Regions from separate parts of the Homo sapiens genome. Here region 1 is linked to region 2. Evidence: read pairs that join two places in POLR2A ChIA-PET (ENCODE). Cell type or tissue: PC-9. All regions are shown on one strand. Each heading gives the region's core, and the rest is flanking DNA. Links, peaks and the distances in the headings are about the cores only. Region 1 overlaps ZMIZ1 (zinc finger MIZ-type containing 1). Region 2 overlaps ZMIZ1-AS1 (ZMIZ1 antisense RNA 1).

Region 1 (10,975 bases), core at 880-8,879, 270 kb before region 2:
GGGCAGGAAGTCCCTTCGGCCCTCCGGCCAGTGGGCTGGCCTTCCTTCCCTGCCTGTGGTGTCTGGCCAGGGAGCTCCCTGGGAAGCTGGAAGTGCTTCGAGGGTGGAGGCCTTGTTTTTCCCTTTGCAGGCTCCCTCGTGAGGCAGCTGCTGCTCTGCCAGGCCCTGGGAGAGTTTCCTCCTGCAGCCGAGGCTTGGGGAAGGAGGGCGAGGGAGGCCCAGCAGATGCTCTGTGACACGGTGTGGCGGGGCAAGAGCAAGGGTGAGGTGCACTCTGTACCAGTCAAAGGTCCCGAAATCCTTCTCCCTGCTGGGTTCGGGCCTGTACCCCTCTCTCTGAGGTGGTGCTAAGGATCCCAGCCACAGGCCCCACTGAGGAGTTCCTTCCCCATGGAGGAGCCAGCCTCTCCCGAGGGACCCATGCCGCATCGCTCAAGGTAAACACCTCCCTTGCCCAGAGAGCCTCGCGCCCGCTCCTTCCAGCTCTGCCAGCACAGAACTCTCTGTTCCTGAGGACCCGAGGCTGAGCTGGCGCTCCCGCCCGATCAATGGATGACTTCACAGGGACTGACGCCTACTGGCACCAAGACTGTCCCTCAGGGAGGTCTGAGGCTGCTCCTGGGACCGCTGCCCACTCGTGCCCCCTGGCTGACCTCTGCTGGATGACAGAGTGCTGGCCAAGGGGTTGGAGACCTGGGACTCATGCCACCCTCTTGCTGGATGACCTTGGGCAAAAGTGAACCTCAGTTTTCTCCTGTGTTAAATGGGAATGCCTGGCTGGTCTACTCCTTCCCCGCAGCAGGCTGCCACAAAACAAATGCTAGAGAAACAGGAGGTCTCTTTATCTAACAGACTCGCCTGCACTGTTACACTTGTGGGCTCTGAGCTAGTGTCCTCACTGCACCTCTGTCTTAAGTCTATCCTCCTGGACAGCGCTGTCTGTCGTCCATGGAGCTTCCTGTTGTGGTGGACATGTTCTAGAGTCTGAGCTGCCCAACAAGGCGGCTACCAGCCTTCGGTGGCTACTGAGTGCTTGAATGTGGTTAGTGCCAAGGATAAGCTTAACTCATCCCTTTAATTAATTGAAATTCACAAACAGCCACATGTGGCCAGTGGCTACTGTACTGAATGGCGTCATCTTAGACCCAGCTCAGTCACTCCTTACTCCCTGGGGCAACATTCAGGAAGCCCCGGGCAGGACTTCCGCAGAACCTCTGTGGAAGCACCTTTCTCCCTCTAGCTGCCTGACTCCAGACTAGGGACTCATCTCAGAGTTCCCAGGGACTGCATGGACTGGGTGCTCAACCAATGCAGACTGAGATCTGGAAGTGCTCTTTCAATCCCTCTGCCCCCCGACCCCGTCCCAACTCCAATGGGGAAAACACACCCAACCAGCCTTCCACTCGTGCCATCATCATTCAGCAGCCACTGGGCACCCACCATCCGCCAGGCACCACAGTTGGCACTGGGGCATACGGTGATGAGAAACACGTGGTCCCTGCCTTCAGGGAGCCCACTGGCATCAAGGTCTTGCTCCTGTTGGAGCCAGGCCTGGCCTCCTACATCCCCAACTGGATGATCTCGGGCACATCAGTTTTCCCATCTGAAACTGGGGCTCAAAAGTCCCTGAGCGCACAGGCTGTGATGAGAATCAAGAGGCATGAGAGAGGCACAGGGGCTCTGAGCCAGGGGAGGGCTGTGCAGGGCAGTGGAGGCAGCCTTATGTAGCGAGGTGTAAACTCTGTGCAGGCTGCGCTTCCGGTAAAGACCTAGATTCTCACCAAAGCATCGCCGTTTGGTGGTTTCTCACTAAGGAAGTTCAGGATAAAAATAGCTCAGAAGGGGACTTGAATCCAGCTAGTTGGAGGGTAGTCACTGCCTGGCTTATACACAAAAAAAGGGGAAAGGCTTGTTAGGAGCCACGTGGACTCCAAGAGTCACCCTTCCACGCAACCCCTGGGACAGGGCCTTTCCTCCATAGCAGATGGGAGATAAGCTTCAGGCCCAGAGCCCCATAACTGGGGGAGCCGGAGCCCCCACGTAACATCTGGGGTCACCCTGACTTCAGGATGGCACGGCCTTTTCACCCCAACTCACTCCTCAGCCAGATTTCTGACTCTCAGCCTGATTTCTCTCCTCAGCCCAATTTCTGTGGCCACTCTCAAAGATGGGCCAATGAGAAGCACACTGGCACCAACTCCATGCCACCTGCCACACAAAGCCTTCCTGCTGGAAGAGCCATCAGCCCTGCTCAACACTCATCTGGCAGTCTCGCCTGATGGTCAAGGGCGAAGGGACTGGGTCCCCACTGCAGGAATGACAGTCTCCTGAAACCCGTCTAAAGAAGTGCCAGCTGACCTCTCCTAGTTTCCCCCCAGAGGGCTTCTCGACCCAGGAACTGGTACCTATCTGGTGCCCACCGCACCATGGCTTGGCTTCGAAGACACCAATACCAAAACCACATGCTCAGGACCCCAGGCAGCCTCCTCTTAGTCCCTATCAAGGGGCTCTTTCTCCAAGGTCTTGTACAAGGTCCTCACAACCAGGCATCTCCTGAAAGGCTGCTTCCTGCCCTCTGGTGCAAATCCACCTCTCTCCTCTAGCCAGCTTGCCAGCAAACACTTGTCAGAAGTCTATTCGGCACCCACCACCTTTGCGAAGGGCACCCTGCCGCAATGGTGGCATCACCAGTGCCCGTGGGGTCTCTACGCGCTGGAGGCATCAGGGCTGCATTCTGACAAAGGAGCAGCTTGAAGTCGAGGACCCTCAGGCGCTGCCTCCGAAGGCATCCTGGCCGATTCTTATTTTTGCAGCGTGAGCCGACTGAGCACAGAGCCTCGTAAAATGTCTGCTGGAGAGCCAACACTTCACCTTCAGGGACCTGGGTGGGGGCGCACTCTGCCCCGTGGCCCCAAAGAGAAATGAAGGCCCCGTCTGTGGGCACACAAAACCGGCCCGGTGCACGCCGGTGCCACTCTCGCGGCCAAGCCTGGGGCTGACACCATGCAGCACACGGCGCTACCCACAATGCACCGGCCCTCCTCTGTCACACACAGGCACGCACACTCACCCCCGCGCCCGGAGGGAGCCCAGGGCCCGGCCCGTGGGCGCCCAGGCGCCGACCCCTCCGACCCCGCACTTACCTAGAAGTTGCACCGGTCGCGATCCCGCCCTGGCGCCCTCGGGGGCTTGGGGCCCGGCCGGCGGCGGCCGCGGCGAGCGACTCCGGGTAGGATTCAGCCAGCGCCGAACAAAGGCTGCGCGCAGGCAGCGGGCGCCGCCTGCATCCCCGCTCCGCGCCCCGGCGGCGGCGGCGGCGCGGGGGCCCGGGCGGGTCCGGCGCCCGCTCGCTCCGCGCTGCCCGCTCCGAGGGCGCTCCGGCTCCCGCGCTCCCGCTCGCTGCTGCCCGCCACCGCCGCCGCCGTCCGGCTACCGCACCGCACACATCAATTATTCATCGCCCGTCTCCAGCTTCCCGGGCGAAGCCAATCATAGGCGGAGGCTCCGCTAATGGGGCCGCCGCCGCCGCCGCCGAGGAGGCAGCCAGCCGCGCGCCCGGGCGCAAGCGACAGCTCTCCAGGGACGGGGATGGGCCGGGGGCGCGCGGGGGGCGGGGGCGCACGGGGCGCGCCGGAGAAACTTCCCACGGCCCGCGCTCTGCGCCGCGCTCGCGGACCCTGCGGGCGTGACCACCCACCCTGCGTGTGCCCGCGTGGGGCTGGGGGCTCCGGGGGAGGCCAGGCCAGCCGCGGCGGGGGGAGGGGAGGGAGGAGGAGGAGGAGCGCGGGAGGAAGATGAAAGGCGAGCAGACCTGCCTTGGCGTCTCCAGGGAGCCCCGGCTCGCGCGCGCCCTCCCCGCCCCGCGAGCCTCGCCGTCCGCACCCCGCCCCCCAGCCCGCCGCCCGCACTCACTCGCGCGCGCAGACCGTCAGCCCAGCCACTTCGCTGCGAGGGAGCGCGAGCGAGTATGAATCGGAGGCAGCTCACATTTCAAACTTGCACGCAGGGGTGGTGCTGGTGCACGCCGCTGCCGAGCGAACGCACGACCCGACGAGCAGCACTCCAGCCTCCGGGCGGGGGCGGCGACGAGGCCCCTTTCCTTCCCCCGCCCAGGCAATTAATTGGAAGCAACACTTGTGCGAGTGGGGCTCCCGGAGCGCTGTCGCCCGAGGAGGCCGCCGGGAAGGCGCTGGCGGTGGATGACTTCGGGTGTCTCCCGCCCCCCAGCGAATCCTCCCAAGTGGGCATGCTAATGAGGGTCCACGGCGGGGAGGGGGTGGAGGAGGGAGCTGAACTGGAGGGGGCCTCGGCCGGGGGGAGGGGAGGGGAGGGGAGGGGAGGGCGGGGCTAGGCATCCAGATTAAATCTCGGTTTAAAGGATTTTCGGAACGGGCTACGGGGTGGAGAAGGTAGGCGGCCCGGCATCTTACTTCCCTGACCCTGGGTGCCCTGGCACCCCCGGGATTCCCCGAGCGAGGGGCCCAGGACAGGGTGAACACGCGCACGTACGCTCCCGCTCCCCGACTTCGGGGAGTTCCTGTGACCAGGAGCTGGCGGCAGGAGGGAAGCCGGGGGCGGCTGCGCGCGGCCCTGCCCCGCCCCGGGAGCTGCTGCCTTCCTGACATTGCATCCTGTGGTGGCCGAGGCCTCTTCCTTCCAGCCAGTCTGTCGCAAGGGCTCCGGGCTTTCAGCGCTTGCTCACCCCCCACCTCTCTGCCCCTTAGACACCCCTGGAAGCCCACCTGCTGTCCCACCTCCAGAGATCTTCGCCCCTTCCTCTTTCGTGGGCACTCCCTGTCATCATTACCCCCTCGGGAGAAACTGTATTTTATAGCTCCCTCCCCCAGCCCCACCCACCTGCCTGTGAAAGTTGCTTGTGTGGTGACCTAACTGCCCCAAACACTTAGGAAGGTAAGTGAGTCCCCATCATTCATCCCCAAAGAAGGGCAGCCATGACTGTCTTTAAAATCTCCTCTGTATTGGACTGCCGTGCCCTGCTGCCCTGGCCAACACCGGGAGCTGACCAGGTTCACTGGCCTTTGAGGTGACATCTCCTGACTCCATCCCCTCTTCTCAGCCTCAGCCTCTGGCTGGCCCCTAAACCTTCCTGCCGGCCCTGGAAGTTGCTGGGACAAATCACTTATCTAGAAATAATGTTCTTGCTCCTTGTTTGACATAAATCGTTAGCAGGCTCTAATCCCACCCACTGCCACTTGAAATATCGCTTTCAGGATGGCATTTGAAAATGCAGTTGTCATGGGCTTTCCCTCCGAGAAGCTGGTTAAATGGATTAATTCGTACTTCATAACTTGAGCCTTTTGGACACGAACTAGCTTCCTGCAAGAGAAATTAATTGGCATCCCCTTACTGGCAGGCCAACCCCAGGGCAGCCAGGGGAAGGACTTCCCTTCAGCTTTGCACAAATTCCAGGCTCTGCTTATCCTCACCTCCATCTCATCTCCTTGTAGGTTATTATGGCTTCTTTGGGGACAGTCATTTACTCACTGAGACATTCACTGGGGCCCTGCCCTCCCAAGCAGCACCGCAGGCAGGGGTCCAGTGAAGACTCGCCCATCTCCCCACTGCAGATCCTCCAGATGACTGACCTACTCTAAAGCCCACTGCTCAGCAAATGACACCCAGAAAACAGATGTGGTGGGACAATATGGCTCACGTGTTCCAAGAGAACACTGAGATGGATGTACCTAAGATCTGGTTTCTACTGTTAATCTGGTTTTTAACAATGTCAACACTTGGACCTCCATTATCCAGAATCCAAAGAGCCACTATCTGAAATAACCAGAACACAAACCCTTCCCCATTCTGTGCAATGGCAGTTCACTATTCTAATCTGATCCTTAGTGCTTTCTGAGCCACCAAAGACCCGCATGTTTGGGACTTCCAAATTCATTTTTGAGATATCCTATATGTGTTGGTACCATGTGGCCAGCCCCAGGAGCTGAGTTCAGCAAAACCACTTTGGTAGGTTGAGCCAGAATTTGGACTGGAATTGAGCAGAGGTTTATACCAGAGGGGGACAGACCTGGTGGCATTGCCCAGGAAACTTCAATAAAGACAACCTGCCAGTCTCCCTACCCCATCTCCCTGTTCTCCCAGGTACCCACTCTGGTAAGTCATAGGGTGGGGCTGGAGAAGAGAATTAATATACGCTCCTCCGGCTTGAGACCAGAGATTTTAGACTTTCCCCAGGTAAGCAAAAAAAAAAAAAAAAAAAAAAAAAAAGATAAATACTCTTCACTAGATTTACGTAATTAGGAAAACAAATTGTTTTCAAGCATCCATTCACCAGACTGCACGGGAGGCCTTCAGGCCAAAGCTGGGGTTTTCAGATGCTAATTTCAAGGCTCTCTCTGGCCCACTTGGTTAGCAAACTCTTTCTAGTTACACGCCTCCGGTCTACAGAAATACGGGCACTCCAACCAGTCTCTGCTTCAGAGGGCCTTCTCCACTTGTTCCGAGTTCCAACTCCACTTCTCCAACTTCCAAAGATTTGCTCAAAAGCCTGGGGCCCAAAGCAGCCCGCTCCACCCCCTTGATAAGGATCTACAGCAAAGAGGCCGCAGACAAAGGCGCTCTCCACCTCAGCTCACAGGCACTTGGTGAGCTCTCTGAGTGACCTCGGCAAGGGGGGCATAGCCCCAGGGGAATGACTTGGGAGAGAGAAGAAAGGAAGAAGAAAGGGCGAGCTGCAGCCCCCGCGCTGCGGCTCCTTGATGAATGCCCGCCAGCGCTTGGGAGGCCTGACGCGAGGATCAATAGCGGGTGGCTTTTCTCGCGGGTGTTTGAACTCCTCCTGCCGTGGGCCCTGGCGAGGAGGAGCCGCCGATAAATCACGGCGCTGCAGCCGGGAAGGCAGTGGTGGCTTGCTCGGGAGAGCAAGGGGAGGGAGGATGCTTTACCCAGCTGGAGGAGCCTGCCATGCGGAGCCTGCCTCTGCAAGACCAACTGGGTGGGGTTGGGGTGGGGGCGGGTGGGGACCCTTCCAGTCAAGCTGGGGGCGCAGACAGGGGCCTTCTCCAGGGCTCCCCTGTTTACCCACAGAGGGATGGGCTTCCTGGATCCTGTCCCAGCATTACCCAGTAAAAAGAATCAAGCCACCTAGGATGTAGGTCACCCAGGGGTCAAAGTGGTTCTGGGCTGGGTCACCTCCTGTATAAGGCTTTGCATAGTGGGAGGCCTGGGGGCTGAGAGGCCACTAGCAAGGAAAGACAAGCATACAAAAGCCAGGCTCCCTCTGACCGCTTAGAGGGAGAACAATGAAGCCAGGGACGGCTCTGCTGGGTGCTGGGTTCTGAGACACAGAGCTCTTCTTCAGGCAGGGTCTGCTGATTCAGCAGGGCTGAGCAAGGATCCTATGACTCGGAGATGTCACCCATGCGGGCGTAGGCGCTCAGAGGGAGGGTGAGGTGGACAAGGAGGCCCCAGCCACGTGTCCACGTGAGAGTGACAGGCATGAGCTCAGGCCCTGGGAGCTGCCTGGGCCATCCACCTTCACATCCCTGGTCCTTCTCAGGACACGTGGGAGTGTAGAGCATAGAGTGGGCATTCAACAAATGGATGCACACATACCGGGGACCTGGCATGGAGCAGCTATCACACAGCCAGCTCAGTTGCCCAAGGAAGGCTCAAACAGCAGCCCTGGGGCATGAGACAACTCAGGGGCTCTGCCTCCAGAGACCCCTTCCTGGGGCTTCTGCCAACCTCTGAGGGGTCAGGGCATAAACTCTCATGTGTCTTTATGACACTGTTCTCTCTGTCCCCACTCCCTTTCCCCCCTCATCCTGGTCAACCTCCTCAGGTCTTCACTTAGTCTTTAAGATGAAAGGGACAGTTGCGGTTGAGCTCCTGGCCAATGCAGGCATCCCCACCAGACCTCAGAACCCCTCCTGTGTCCACACACGGGGTCACAGAGCTAGGGGCCCAAGCAGGATCCTGGCCTCTGCTCTCCTGGTGTAATAAGCAGCTCATGGTTACTGAGAGCTTGCTGGTTGGCAGGCACACTTCCAGGCATTTTCCAAGTATTAACAATCCTCACCACCAGACCTTTCTGACAGGAGCTATTTCCACTGTACAGAAACTAAAACAGAGGCGCAGGGAGGTTTAGACAATTTGCCCAAGGGTTTAAATGACTTGGCAATCCAGTTCAAAAGTATGCATTGATAACCATCACATATTCCCAAGGTGGGAGTCTAGGATCCAGAGAAGGAAGGTGACCTCCAGGTCACACAGTCAATTAGAGCTGTGATGAGAGCTCATGCCCCCAACTCCGTTTTATATTCTTTCCCTCATACCACATTACAAATACTGAAATAGTTCTTGCTTCATTGTGTTTCTTTTTAGAGTTTAGCATCTATGCATTTGTAAGCATTTGTGTGACATTTTGAGTTTGCTGGGGCTCCACCTGAGTGGGGGACAGGGACACGATGCACAGTGAGACCTCCATGCCTCTTAGCCTCCTGCCACTCTACCCCGCTCCCCTTCCTGGGCGTATCCTCCAGCAGGGCCACTCATCCTGGACCCAGGCTGCATTCCCAGAAGTCTGCATTTGGCTTCCACCCAAATCCTATAATCGTTTCATTTTGAAAACAATACCACCCGGTGCCCCACACCTCCACTCAGTACCTCCGAGAAGTTCTACAAGGGCAAGGTTACTGGGGTTCCAGGAAAGCATCCTGCCAGGCTAGAGGAGAAGAGAGGATTCTGAGGGGAGGGGGCACGTGAACCAGACACAAAATGATCATTCAGAGGAGCCTGCTCAGCTACCTGCTCAGCCCCAGGCTACCGAGCGGGGAGGGGGCAAGCGGGGAGCCGGTAGGGCTTGGGGCTGCCCCCAGGGCTAGGGCGGAGACAGGAAGGAACTGGCCATGCTCTCCTGGCTAACTGAGGCGCTGCAGAGGGAAGGGAGGAGCCTGGATTTGGAGGCTGAGGCTCAGGAAACAAGTTCTGACTAGCTGGTGGCCCTGACGAGCTGTTAGGCTTTCAGAGCCTCGACCTCCTCCTTTGTAAAACAAGGGTGAGACCACCTAACACCAGGTCCTAGGAAAGACCAATTGAGAAGCCATGGTGTTAGGGAGTGAACTGTGTCCCCACAAAAAATGTTGAACTCCTAACCCCCAGAACCTGTGAATGTGTCTTTATTTGGAAGGAAGTAGGGCCTTTGCAGATGACCACGTTAAGATGAGGTCATTAGGGTGGGCCCTAATCCATCAGAACTAGTGTCCTTATAAAAAGAAGTTTAGACACAGAGACATGCATGCAGGGACAATGCCACGTGAAGACTGAAGTTATGTTGCCACAAGCCAAGAAACTACCAGAAGCGAGGAGAGAACCTTGGAGAAGATCCTTCCCTAGAGCCTTCTGAGGGACCTTGGCCCTACTGACACCTTCCTCTGGGCTTTTAGGTCTCCAGAACTGTGAGACAGTGAATCGCTATTGTGTAAGCCACCCGCTGTGTGGCACTTTGTTATGGCAGCCTTAGCAAACTAAAATGGAGGATCCGTTAAAACCTAAGTCACAAAACATTCTTCTGCTTAAGACCCTTCCTCATGTTGCTCTGGCCCCGTTGGTGTAAAATGCAAGTCCTTGTGGCTGAGCCCCCCGCGTGACCCAGCCTCCAGTCTCCGTCATCTCTCTGACCTCATTTCCCTCCAGTCCCCCTCGGCTTACTCTGGTCCAGCCTCGATGCCCTTCTAGCTGTGAATGCACCCGATGCACCTCCAGGGTTCTGCCAGGAATGCTCTTCTCCAGGTGGCCCTGGCTCCATCCCCACATCCCCGCATCCTGCAGGCTTTCCCTCGGGGGACCCCTTGACTGGGGAGCCCCCGCCACCACACTGACCACAACTCAGCCCCCTCTGACATGCCTGTGAGTCTCCTGACGTGGCTTTGTCCTTAGCATTGTTGGCTGGTGTATTTCAATTATTTACCTTGTTTAATGCTGTCTCCCTCACTAAAAGGCAAGCTCCATGTCAACTGGGACTTTAGTCTGTTTTGGATGTGTTATATTGACAGTATCTAAAATATGCCAGGCAGATGCTTTATAAATATTAGCTGTATGAATGAAACAAGGACCAGCTGCCTGAATGAATGAGTGAACCAAGAATGATTGAATGCACAGTGAACAATCACAGCCTCTAAGGGTGTGTGGTGGCCCTGCTGCCCTGCCCGGAGCCTAGGTCTCTGACCTGCTTCCTAGAACGTGGGTTGTTTCTCAGGGGCAGGCAGCCTGTTCAGACAGGAAGCTCAGGCTGGTTAACAAAGGGGCTGCTGGAGGTGGTGGGGAGCGCGCCACCCAGGTCTCTAATGAATCTCTTCCCATTGATTTCTGGAGTCGCCTTTGAAGGGAAGAGACGGCAACGGCAGCTCGAATGTCCGTGCCTCAGCAGTCCTGGGGTTTCATTGCTTCTCCCAGGACACAGCTTTGATGGGGGCTTCCGAATGGCCCCAGGGTTGGACTGACATAAGCTCTCTGCAGTTGGAAATGCAGTTTGCCTTCCTGCCGGACTGTCTGCCTGCCTGGCTGTGCGGCACACCTCCCTGTCTGGGCTGGAGCAGCCAAATTCTGTTCCTGATGCTTCCCAGACAAAGGCTCACAAGGCAGCTGAGCACAAAGCTTCCACTTTGCAGCGGAAGAAAGTGAGGCTCACTTTGGGAAAAGATTTGGGGCCACTCACACACTCTGGCCCAGGCTGCAGGACCAGGCAGGGCTACTATACCAGGTGTCCCAGCCACCATCGGACCCATCGTGCCTGGAAACCATGTGTGGCCTATTCCTTCCAGCCCCTTTCTTGACAGAGCCTCTACTTATCCATTTGCAATCAAGCCAGCTCAATCGACATCAGAGTAAAGAGGCCCTTGTTTCCCTCTTCAAATGAGGAAACTGAGGTTCAAAGAGGAGGCAGGGACTGCCTCCAGTCACATGGCATATTAATTGTAGAGCCAGGACTAGAACCCCA
Region 2 (10,975 bases), core at 1,698-9,697:
GGGAGAGGTGCCTGTATGGTTACTCTGCTGGGTGGTACATGGGAAAATCTCAAGACAAGAATCTTCAGGTTGAGTGAGAAGGGATGGGAAAAGGAGGCAGAGAAAGCAGAAGAAAACCAATATCCACGGGCACCTGCCGAGGGCCAGGCATTGCCCTGGGGACGGCCTCTTGAATTGGTCTCTCCTAACCCTCAAGACAACCCTGTGAGTTAGGAAGGAATTGTTCTTATGGGTCCAGTTTATTTGAAAACAATAGCACCATCAACATGAGCTAATGCTTAGTGCTGTCCTGAACAGTTTGCCTGGATTTTCCTAATGCACCCTCCTGAGCTCCCATTGAGGCTGGTGTCACTGTCTCCACTTTCCAATAACAAGTCTGAGGAAGCTGGGAAGTGTCAGTGCAGTGGCCAAGCTCGTGGACCCCGCAGCCAGCCTGCTGGGTTGGCTTCCCTGCTCACCAGCTGTGTGGCTTTCGGCAATTCCTTAACCTTTCTGGGCTCAGCTTCCTAACCTGGAAAAGAGGAGAGTAAAAGCACCTGCTTTGCAGGGTCGTGGTGAGGATTAAATGAGGGAATATATGGAAAGCACGCAGAACAGGCCCCTGCACCTAGTGGGCGCTGTGCAAGGGTGCGCTGCTGCTATAGTACTATTCCTGCCCCAGCTCACTTAGGAGAAGGCTTTGACCTGGAGCCTGGTGGGACCGACCCTCGCCTCTTCCCGGCTGACACTTTGCTCTCTGTGGTTCTGGACTTGCAGAGCCAGGCTGGGGAGGAAGGAGCTGTGTGACTCCCACCGGGCCTGCTCCTTTGCGGCAGGCATGTGACATATTGTGGCGTGATGTGTTTTCCCCTCATGGTGCAAGACGTGACTCAGAGGGGCATGCTGGGGAAATGAGTTTCTTGGATTTGCCCACCTCATCGCCCCTGCATTCTTTTGAATTTCTCTGAATCAGACTTTATATCTGGCTCTGCCATTCACCAGCCTTATTTATGCAGAAAACAGCCCCACATTTCCAACTTGCTCCACAGCAGTAAAGATTCATCTTTGGCCCGGGGAGGGTAGCAAAAGAGAGGAGGGAAGGGGAAAAAAAGGAAAAAGAAAGAAAAAGGAAGGAAGAAAGAAAGAGCCAGCAACAATCAAAACAACCTTTTTCTCCCTGTGTAATCTGGGCGGCTTCCAGGAGGATAATGTCTTTCCACCGTGGATCGCCCCCTCCCTCCCAGGCTGTTTTCACAGGAAGTAAACCCTGGAGCATTTTCAATGTGCCCCTCCAGGCAGAACAATGAGGCCCTTGAAGCCTCGGAACCCGCGCTTCCTCCAGTTATCCGGAGCCGCGCCGCTGAGGGGAGCCATCTCTGGGGAGGGGGCAGGGGGGAGGGGCGAGTCTGCAGGGCGTTGCGGAGCCGCACGAGGGAAGCCCATTAGTCAAATAATAGGTTTGGATCCGACTGTTTTGCCAAGGTACCCGGCATTTACCCGCTCCCCGATTGGGGGCGGGGAGCTGGGAGGAGGCAGCGAGGATCCAATTACGGCTGCTACTGCCCGGTCGCCGGGAGGTGGCGGCGGGCGGGCCGGGCCGGGCTGGGCCGGGCGGGGCCGGGAGGAGCGGGGATCGGGGATCGGGGATCGGGGATCGGGAGCGCAAGCCTCGGGCCGGCCGGCCTGGAAACACCGCGCCCCGGCCCCAGCCCCGGCCCTGCGCCCCGCGCGGGCTCCTCCCTCCCCACCGGCTCAGCTGCCTCATTGTTTATTGTGGAGCCTGCCTCTCCCCTGCCCGCCCGCCCTCCCGCTCCTTTCTCCCCTCCTCCCGAAAGAAAGAAGAGCCAGTGTGTGGAGAGAATGAGTCATGAATAAACAAACAGCGTGGGGGGAGCTGTCACTCTCAGCTCACTTCCTGGCCGCGCTCCGCTCCGCGACCTCCTGGCGGGGCGCAGAAGCCAGGCTGGCCGAGGTGGGCGGCGGCTGCTGGGGCTGCTGGGGCGCGCGGCCCAGCTCAGTCGGGCCCCTCCGCGGGGCGGGACTGGGCTGGGCTAGGGTGCTCAGGACCCCAGTTCCCAGGCCTGTCTTTGACCACAGCCCTCACAAGCCTCAGGGCCCTTAGAGTAAGCGAGCGTGACATGATGTCCCCAGACTTGTATGGCCGTGTGAGCCGAGGGCTGTGGGCCGGACCCTTGGGTTGGACAGAAGCCATCTGTCACAGACAGGCAGTGCATGCGGGACCTGCGGCGGGCTTGCGGCGCCTGTGTGGGCTCATCCTCTGGGAATGCCAGTGTGTGTCTGCTGAGTTGTGTAGGCGTGGCTTTTTCCGCGTGACACAGGGACACTGCGAGGATGTGTATATATGGCATGTGTGTCTTCTGCATATGGTGTTTGTCTGGAGTGGGGGTTACACGTGTGCTAGTGACCCGTGTGTGTGTGTCTGTTTGTGTTGTGTGGCCAATTTTCCTGACTCTGAATTTGCGTCTGCCACTTTAAGTTTTGAGATTCTTACTTTGTACTTGGCTTTTCTCTATTTAGTCCTTTTTCTTCTCTCTTGTGTGATCCTGTGGGTCATTTGGGGCCACCTCTCCCCTTTAGTGAGGCCCCAGGGCCCCAGCAGACCTCCAGGGCCCGGCCTGGCTGGCCTCAGCGTCCAGCCAGCTGTGGCCACACGCAGGCTGACAGTGCTGACTCATGCCTGGCCAGAGCTGAGTGTGACCAGCGCGCCCAGGCTGGGTGAGCCCCCACCGTGGGGAGGGCAAGGGCCCAGGCCAGCCCAGACCTTCTGGGGACTTGTGACCGCATGACATTAGAGGCAGGGGCAGGAGTAAGTCATTTCTTCTGGCTTCCCTGGCAACCACACAGCCTCACAGGGGTCCACCCCAGGGCCAGTGCTGACGGCTGGGCCTTCGGAAAGGCTAGTGTGACCAAGGCAAGGCTGTGACTCAAGCTACAGCTCAGGCCCCTGCTGCTTGGCTGGGTCTAGAACCTTCCCAGCTCTGGCCCTGCTCCCTCTCTATGGGCTGGCCCAGCTGCCAAAGCTTCCCAGTTCCAGGTTGGAGATTTGCATGCAGGGACAGACCCCCCTGAGGCTGAAGCAGGGCACACATTTGCTCCTTCCCCAGGATTGCTCACTCCTGCAGCCCCCCCAGCCAGGGCTTGCTTGCTGGACTTGGTCCCCTGGCACTGGAATCGTAGCCTTGGTTGTGACCCTGATCAGGGAGGCAGGCTCCAGGGCCACAGCAGGCCAACCCTGGCCACTTCCCAGTCTTTCCCATCCTTCGGGGGGGCAGGTAGTTGGGAAGATTAGGATCTACATAGGCTGGGAGGCAGGTGCATGTGGGGTCACAGCCTGGCTCCTTCATCTGCTAGCTTTATGACCTGGGGAAAGTCACATAACCTCTTTGAACCCCTTTTTCCTCTACTTTAAAATGTGCATAGTGACCCTTACTCCATGGAGAGGTTGCAAAAGTTAAAGAGAGAATGCCTATGAGCCCTGAGTATATGTCATGGAATGTACTTGTCATGGAATAGGGGCTCAGGAAAGGACAGTGTACTCTCTGTCTACCCCCAGCCCTGCCTTGAACCCTGATCTCAAGGCCCAGAATTTTGCCTGTCCAAGCCTGTTGGTCCATGACCCAGGGAAGTGCTGGATCCTGTGGACCTTGGCTGGGATTTGAAAACTCAGAAGCAGTCCTACACGGTACATAGGGGTCTCTGAGTCCCAGGGAAGCATGGGGTCTGGGCTGTCCATTAGAGGTAAGCTGGTCTAGGAAGGACAGCTGTGACAGCATCTTTCTGGATCTTTCCTTGTGGGGAGAAGCCTCCACCCCTCAGGTCATACTCTGGCTGTACCTGGGCTGGTCTCCATTTGAGGACAATTTTTTTTTTTTGAGACAGAGTCTTGATGGAGTGCAGGGATGCAATCTCAGTTCACTGCAACCTTGACCTCCTGGGCTCAAGAGAACCTCCCACCTCAGCCTCCCAAGCAACTGGGACTATAGGCATGTGCCACAATGCCCAGCTAATTTTTCTTTTTTTTTTTTTTGTGGAGATGGGGTCTCACTATGTTGCCCAGGCTTGCAGACAAATTTTGTTTGGCCTACGTGAGATTAAAAAAAAAAAAACCATTATTTACAAATGAAGGCATTTCACATGAAAGTGTGAATTTTCAATTTCCCTCAAATAACTGGGGAGTTTGGCCACACTGGGCTCACGTTTTTATGCGGCAACTGTGGGCTGGAGCTGAGCAGCAGAGGCCCCTACAGGCCGGGTGTATGTTCTCCAGTTTACCACAGTCTCCACTGCTCCCTATTGCACTGGTTCTCAAACTTGAGCATATGGGAAAATCCCTTGGAGGGCTTGTTAAAATACAGATTAGTGGACCCCACCCCAGAGTCTCTGCTTCAGTGGGTTTGGGGTGGGCCTGAGAATTTGCCTGAGAATTTCTGACAAGTTCTCGGGTGATACTGCTGCTGCTGGTTTAGGGCCCCATTTTGAGACCTACTGGGCCGCCTGATGCTGAGGCTGACTGGTCATCTCACTTGGCCTGTTACTTTTCTGTATAGTAGGGAAATATTTCTCTGTACACCCAACTCTAGCAAAAGTAGGAAAATTTAAAAGGACCGAGAATATCATTTGTTCTAGCAAAATGGAGAAGTATATATTTCTTTCTTTTTTTTTTTTTTTTTGAGACCGGAGTCTTACTCTGTTGCCCAGGCTGGAGTGCAGTGGTGTGATCCTGGCTCACTGCAACCTCTGCCTCCCGGGTTCAAGTGATTCTCCTGCCTCAGCCTCCTGAGTAGCTATGATTACAGACGTGCACCACCATGCCTGGCTAATTTTCGTATTTTTAGTAGAGATGGGGTTTCAGCATGTTGGCCAGGTTGGTCTCAAACTCCTGATATCAGATGATCTGCCCGCCTCGGCCTCCCGAAGTGCTGGGATAACAGGCGTGAGCCACCGTGCCCCGCCAAAAATATATATTTCTTTGGAGACAGAAAAGATATTCCCTTGTGGTTACTTGCAAACGATTTGCATATATGTCAGATAAACACAACTTCAGGAGCACAGGGAGGCCTGCCCTGAGCATGGCCTGAGGATATGCCACGTGGCCACTCTGTGCACTTGTTCCTTCACATGTCCACCTCACTCGTTGACTTTGTCTGCTTGACCCTGCAGGTGTTTTGAGTGTGTGACCCCGGCCAGCTACAGTTTATTAATTAATTGAACAACCATGATTTGAACCAGTTCTATTGCTGCACTGTGTTAGGATATGAAGACAGTGAATAAGACAGACCTAATCCCTACCCTCCTGAGGCTCCCAGACTATTGGGACAGACAGACAAAACAAATCGAACTAGTAGGTGAAAAAAGGAATTGCACGTTGTGATAACACATCAGGATGCTGAGATGGAGAATAACGGGTTATATGAGGACCTCTTTTAGTCTGGGTGGTCAAAGAAGCCTCTCTAAGGTTCCCATCCTATGAGGGGTGGGATTGGGAAGCAAATGAGATCCAGATCTCTAGAGATCTCACCCCGCTTCAAAGCCCAGCTTGCGTTCACCAAGCACAGGGAGCATCTTGACCTTCTGACCTGTGTGTGCGCGCTCTGACCTCAGCTCTGCCTGCTGCCCTGTACCTCAGGGCCAGCCACACAGAGCCTCTGTTGTTACTCAGTGGGTTCGTGAGGCTCCACGTGTGTTTGAGAGGCCACGCCGCACCCTGGCAGTTTACTTTGTCTCCCTGGACCTCAGAACCTTTAGGGCCATTTTGCCCTACGCTCACGTAGAGATGGGAAACTCAATCCAGTGCTTCTGGTGTTCCCCACTTCCCAGTCAGTCAAAGGGCAGGACTTTTCCTTTCTCTTAACTTTCCTCTGAGCCCAGCCCAAGGCTGAGCACAGAGCAGGGCATGGGACTGGGAGCTGACACTTCTCACATTTGCATCTCCTAAAATGGCTAAAGAATCTTGGCTGGTTACAGCAAACCAGTGGCACATCCTTCCTGTACTGTGCTTAACATCATTCATCAATCATGACCCTTTCCCGTTGAGCCCCCATATAGCATCAGAATCCTTCTCAACACAGGAAACTGATGCCAACGAATTGGAGTTGACTTCTGGGATTAAATTTAATATCAGGTGGGCCTCATCTGGCTTACTGACTAAGTAGAGACCTGAGGCATGGACCCAGGGTGGGATTTCAGGCACCTGAGCTAGGCGTGGAGGTAGGAGCCAGACTGGCCTGTCAGCTAGAGAAAAAAGAGCTATGGGAGGTTGACAGGCAGTGGGCCAGGATGAATTCTGATCAGAGTGTCCCTATGAATGAGGAAGCAAAGGGTATGAGGCAGTGAGGCAGAAGTGAGGACCTAAGACGGAACTGGGATTGGGGTGGGAGGTGGGTCTGGCCAGGGATGCCTGAGGGCTGGCAACGGGCTTCTTCAGCTCTGCTGAGTAGGGACATGAGGGAGCAGAGCCTGCTGAGACCCACCCTCCTGCCCCACCCAGGCTGCAGTGCTATCCTCCGAAAAGGCTACAACAGCCCCCACCCTAAGTTGCAAGTGAAGATAGCTTAGGGCACTTTGGAGGGACTCTTTTCTAAGCAAAAGAAGCTTTTATGGAAATTAAATTATGGATATTTGTATTCCAGGAACATCAATATATTTAACAGAGCTGAGGCCATTAGGAGAATGCATAGAGATACCGATGGTCCCGAGTTCCCAGAGAACTGTCTGAATGTCTTGTAGCCCTGCTCTGCACAGAGGTCTGGCCAAGGAGTTGGCCTGGCTCCTAGGGCTCCAGACCTCAGGACTGAAAGTTAGCAAGGTGAAACAAACACAAGGGCTTCCCTGCCTCCCCTGGCCAGCTCCCAGGCCCTGGTATGCCTTCCCTCTGCTCCTGGCCCCATTACCCAGCTCTGGGATGGGGCAGGGTGTGGGTGCAGCTCTGCACACCGGCCTCTCCGTGAGGATGGCCTGCACATGTTGTCTGTTCGCTCACTTTCCCATCTGTGTCCCAGAGCTGAGTGAGCACACCCTCGTGGAGTGCCATCCAGGTCCTGGGTCTTCTATCTCACTCCCCTGGGCCTCAGTTTCTTCATCTGTTAAATGGGAATGTGAACCTCATGAGATGGGTAAGATTTTGAGGATTCAGTGGAACAGCTAGCACCCACAGCACTTCACACACTGAGCCAAAGGGAAGGTTACGTCTTCGTACTGTGCCCTTTGGGCTGTGTTGAGTCCTGGGTCTGGTCCACGATGGGCCTTGGGCAGTTCTGGAGCTAGGGCTTTGGTAGCCCCTGAGAATTAGGGACACTCCAGCTGCTGGGCAGGTCTCACTATTCCCCTACTGCCCCTGGTGCGCCCTGCTGCCATGCCTTTGCTTCTCTGAGCTCCATACTTGGAGCTCCCTTCCCTGCTCCATTTCACTTCATCCAAAGTCCTCGTGGTTCAGTGCCAGGGCCACTTCCCCTGGGAGGTGTTGTCTGGGGAGGCCTCTTGCTCTCCCCAGGCCCTCACTCCTTGCAGGATCCACAGTTCACATACTGGTGACTGGGAAGGCTGAGGCAACCACACTTTCCGCAGGCTGTAGGGGCAGGTGAGGGGCTGCGGCTCTGGGGCATGTCCTTGCTGGACAGGTGAGCAGCTCCAAAGCTGTTGGGGGAGATGCCTGTCCCTCACCCTGTCTGGGAGGGGTGTGGGATGCTCGCCACTGGGCAAGGGAACACATGTGGGAGTCCCCGCTCACTTTCCTGCATGTGGGCTGTGGGCAGGGATAGACCTGGCCTCTTCCCTCCATGACCTTTCCTCCTAAGCTTCAGCATCAGGTGCCAGGCTTTGAAGGCTGGAAATGCACAGCGCATGGTGCGGGGTCTGGATCTGCACCCCAACTGGATGGGTAGGGTCTGGGGTGATTTGGCCTCTTGGAGTTTCAATTTCCTCAGTTGTAAAATGGGATGCCTTATTCCATCTCTTAAGGTTATTATGAAAATTACAGGTGTCAACAAGACTGCTCTCTCCTGCCTCAGCTTCTGTCTGCCTAGAATGTTTTTCCCTTCCTGGTTGCCTAGATAGCTCTTATTCATTCTTCAGAAGATCTGGGATCAGTGTTACTTCCTCTAGGAAGTCCTCCTTGGTTCTGAGTTCCAGACAGGTTCCCACACTGGTAGAATCCTGGTCTCTTCTGTGTTTCTTATCTATATGTGAGTCTCTATTTAGAGATGGCGCCCCCCCTCCGCCTCAGTAGACTGTGAACTCCATGAGGGCAGGGGCTGTGTCTGCTTCATTCCCCATCATGTCCTTGTACCCGCCTAGGACCCAGAACTTCAAAGGCAACTGGGGAGTATTTGCTAAGTAAATAACAAATTTGAAGTGCCTCATGCCAAGTTAGGATCCCTAAAATAGCAGCTCTTATTAAATGTTGCCCCCAGAGGCCACGTAACCACTCCTCATTTCAGGCCGTCAGTGGGACGTTATATTGCCAGGAAGTTCGGCATCTGGCCTATGCCAGTCCACCTGCCCTGGGGAAGTGCCCACCCATGCTGCGCTTTGCTGTCCTCTCAGCCCCTGGTGCAGGGAGGGCAGGAGAAGAGCCAGGTGAGGTGTGCCTGAGGCCTGAGCCCCCAGTGCTGGTCTCTGTCTGAAGTTCAGCCCTCTGTGCTAGGCCTCCTGGGATCCCTCATGGGCAGGAGGGCAGATGGGAAGTCTGAATCTGAGCACAGCTGGCTAGCTTGCTCGCTGGATAGACAGGCCTTGGCTGCCCCTAAGACCACAGCTAACAGGGTGGTTCTGTGCTCACTGAGGTCACCGGGCTCAGCCCGGGATTCTGGGGTCATTGTCTGTACTTCTCAAGCTTCTGAATCCATTCTCAAGCTTCTGAATCTCCTTGGGCTTCTGAATCCACTTCTGACCACAGATGTGGTGCTCATGTCCCCTTATGAAGCCATCCAGGTCCTGGGTCTTCTATCTCACTCCCCTGGGCCTCCGTTTCTTCATCTGTTAAATGGGAATGTGAACCTCATGAGATGGGTGGGATTTTAAGGATTCAGTGGAACAACTAGCACCCACAGCACTTCACAGTACGTAAAAGCCTGTCCCATCTGTTTTCCTGACAGAATGCAGAGCTCCTTCCCTGGCGGAGCTGGAGACAGATGGGCACTGGGAAGGTGAGATACTCACACAAGAAAGTTCAGAGTGCTGTGGCGTGGGTGCAGCTCAGGCGGGGATGGGCAGCACTCATGTGGATGCGACGTATATGGGGTCCTTTGTGATACAGCCCAGTGGTGGTACCGCGGTCTAGGGTGGACAGACAACTGACAGCAAGTTCTGCTGAATTCTTGGGGGAGACAGTGTCTGGAGCAGTGGTCTCTGCAAGGCCACAGCTTACCTGGCCCTCTCAAATCAGTCACTAGTGTCTAGGGGGTCCCTGAGTGTCAAGAATAACCAGCCTTGGAAATCCTTTGCCCTGGGCCCTGTTCTACTCAGGGAAGGGCCTGCATGGCCTGAGGGCTGGACACACTCGAGAGGGGACACACCTGCTTGTCTGCTCACATGTTCACACATGTACACATGTGTGTACACATGTACATATATACTCTGGATTGACCCCCTCACTTGCATGGACCTGAGTGTCTCATGTCTTTTTCTATGTAGGACACATGGAAAAATGATTCCCAAGCAATTTCCAGGAAGAATATTCTATCTAGTTCCCTCTCACCTCCCACTACCTCCATTTTATAAACTGGGAAACTGAGGCCAGAGAGGGTAAGTGGTTTGCCCAGGGTCCCACAGCAGGAGCAGCAAGTGTGACACCAGGGTGTCCTAACCTGTGTCTGGGACGTCCCAGCCAGGTGACTTCTATCTTGCCAGGGAGTGTGTTACAGCGAGCTCTCCTCAGCTCAGCAACCCCGTTTTACAGATGGGCAAAACCGACCTGGCCATGATCTCATCCAAAGGGCACCCATGTCTCGATCACGCAGAGTCGAGACTCAGGCTCTGAGTGGGAGCCCTGGGCTATGGGTTTTGCCCCACATTGCTGGGAAGTTCCAGGGGTGTAGCTGCTGCCAGGAGAGCTCATTCAGATTGTAACTTACAAATGAAAAGGGAATTTAATAAACAGGGTTCCATGCAGGAGCCCGGGGCCAGCCTTTCCCTGCAGCCACCCACCTGCGGCTGCCTGCCCCAAGGGCCCTCCCCACCAGCTTGGGGCCCCTGTGGCCGGCCAGCAGCCCTGCCTGGGCCTCCTCCCCGCCCTGCCCCCAGTGCTGCTGACACAGGCTCCTTCCTGGCCTCTCACCTCCACAGCCCTCTCCCGCCCTCCCGCTGGCCGGCTGCAGTAACAAGATGCCCTTTGTGTGTGCTGGCAGGGGAGGGGGCTGCGGGCAGGCTCCTGCGTGGCTTCTTGCTGCTGAGTCACAGCTCCCTGCCAGGCTCTGGGAACAGAGTCGCAGGTGACTGGCCAGACGGCACAGAGCCCAAGATCTTGGAGATGACCTCAGACAACCCCTTCCTTGCACGGGAGGGGACGTCGAGTCTCAGAGAGGGGAAGGGGCTGCTGCATGCTTTTCTGGGGGCAAACATCAAGATTGGGCACCTCTTCCTGCAGGTTAAGGGCTCTCAGGCTGGTCCTGTTGTCATAGTAGAGTCCTACTTCTCTCCAGAACAGCCTGAGTGTGTCTGTGTGTCCACATGCATGTGCACACATGCTCACTCATGTCTGTGTTCACGTGTGAGCATCAGGGGTTCAACCGTGTGAGTGTGTCCTTGCGTGAGGCTGTGTGTAAGTGTGTTTGCCCTTCTAGGTCTCCCATGCCTTCTCCCAGAGACACACACGCCTGTTCTCAATGGCATATCTCCTTCCATCTGCTTCTTAGTGCTTACCTGAGCTTCTCCTTGCCCACTGCAGGAGGCACCAGCCCAGGCAAGTGAGTGCCTGTGATGGGCAGCTCATTACCTGACAAGTCACCCCCAGAAACCCAAGGTAGGGTGTCTCTCTGCC

What was found. Peaks named below come from ENCODE experiments on the same cell type or tissue, not always from the same donor. Only the 100,000 strongest peaks of a DNase experiment are listed, where the experiment ranks them.
Region 1: POLR2A ChIA-PET joins it to region 2 with 15 read pairs; 2 of 35 experiments call an interaction of 5 or more read pairs at or near these places.

The regions. Positions count from the first base shown.
Region 1 is chr10:79,235,907-79,246,881 of GRCh38, reverse strand. The region is part of intron 7 of ZMIZ1 (zinc finger MIZ-type containing 1); the gene reads right to left. Among named protein-coding and RNA genes, the nearest start is that of PPIF, 110 kb to the left of the region's middle. RefSeq lists enhancers at 886-965, 1,496-1,625, 1,796-1,875, 4,087-5,038, 6,079-6,706 and 6 more, cis regulatory regions at 1,652-2,152, 1,526-2,358, 2,750-3,250, 2,754-3,254, 3,650-4,150 and 3 more and silencers at 3,006-3,335, 3,726-4,015, 4,286-4,395, 4,446-4,585. In PC-9, for the core only: no CTCF peak of the experiment used is centred there; DNase peaks (open chromatin) are centred at 4,021, 4,591, 8,121 and 8,701; H3K4me3 peaks cover 1,135 bases; H3K27ac peaks cover 2,318 bases.
Region 2 is chr10:78,964,582-78,975,556 of GRCh38, reverse strand. The region is part of intron 5 of ZMIZ1-AS1 (ZMIZ1 antisense RNA 1); the gene reads left to right. Among named protein-coding and RNA genes, the nearest start is that of ZMIZ1-AS1, 97 kb to the left of the region's middle. RefSeq lists enhancers at 862-911, 2,466-3,397, 7,220-8,003, 8,010-8,509, 10,268-10,828 and silencers at 1,293-1,782, 1,953-2,022, 2,063-2,182. In PC-9, for the core only: no CTCF peak of the experiment used is centred there; DNase peaks (open chromatin) are centred at 1,866, 2,176 and 2,756; H3K4me3 peaks cover 984 bases; H3K27ac peaks cover 2,560 bases.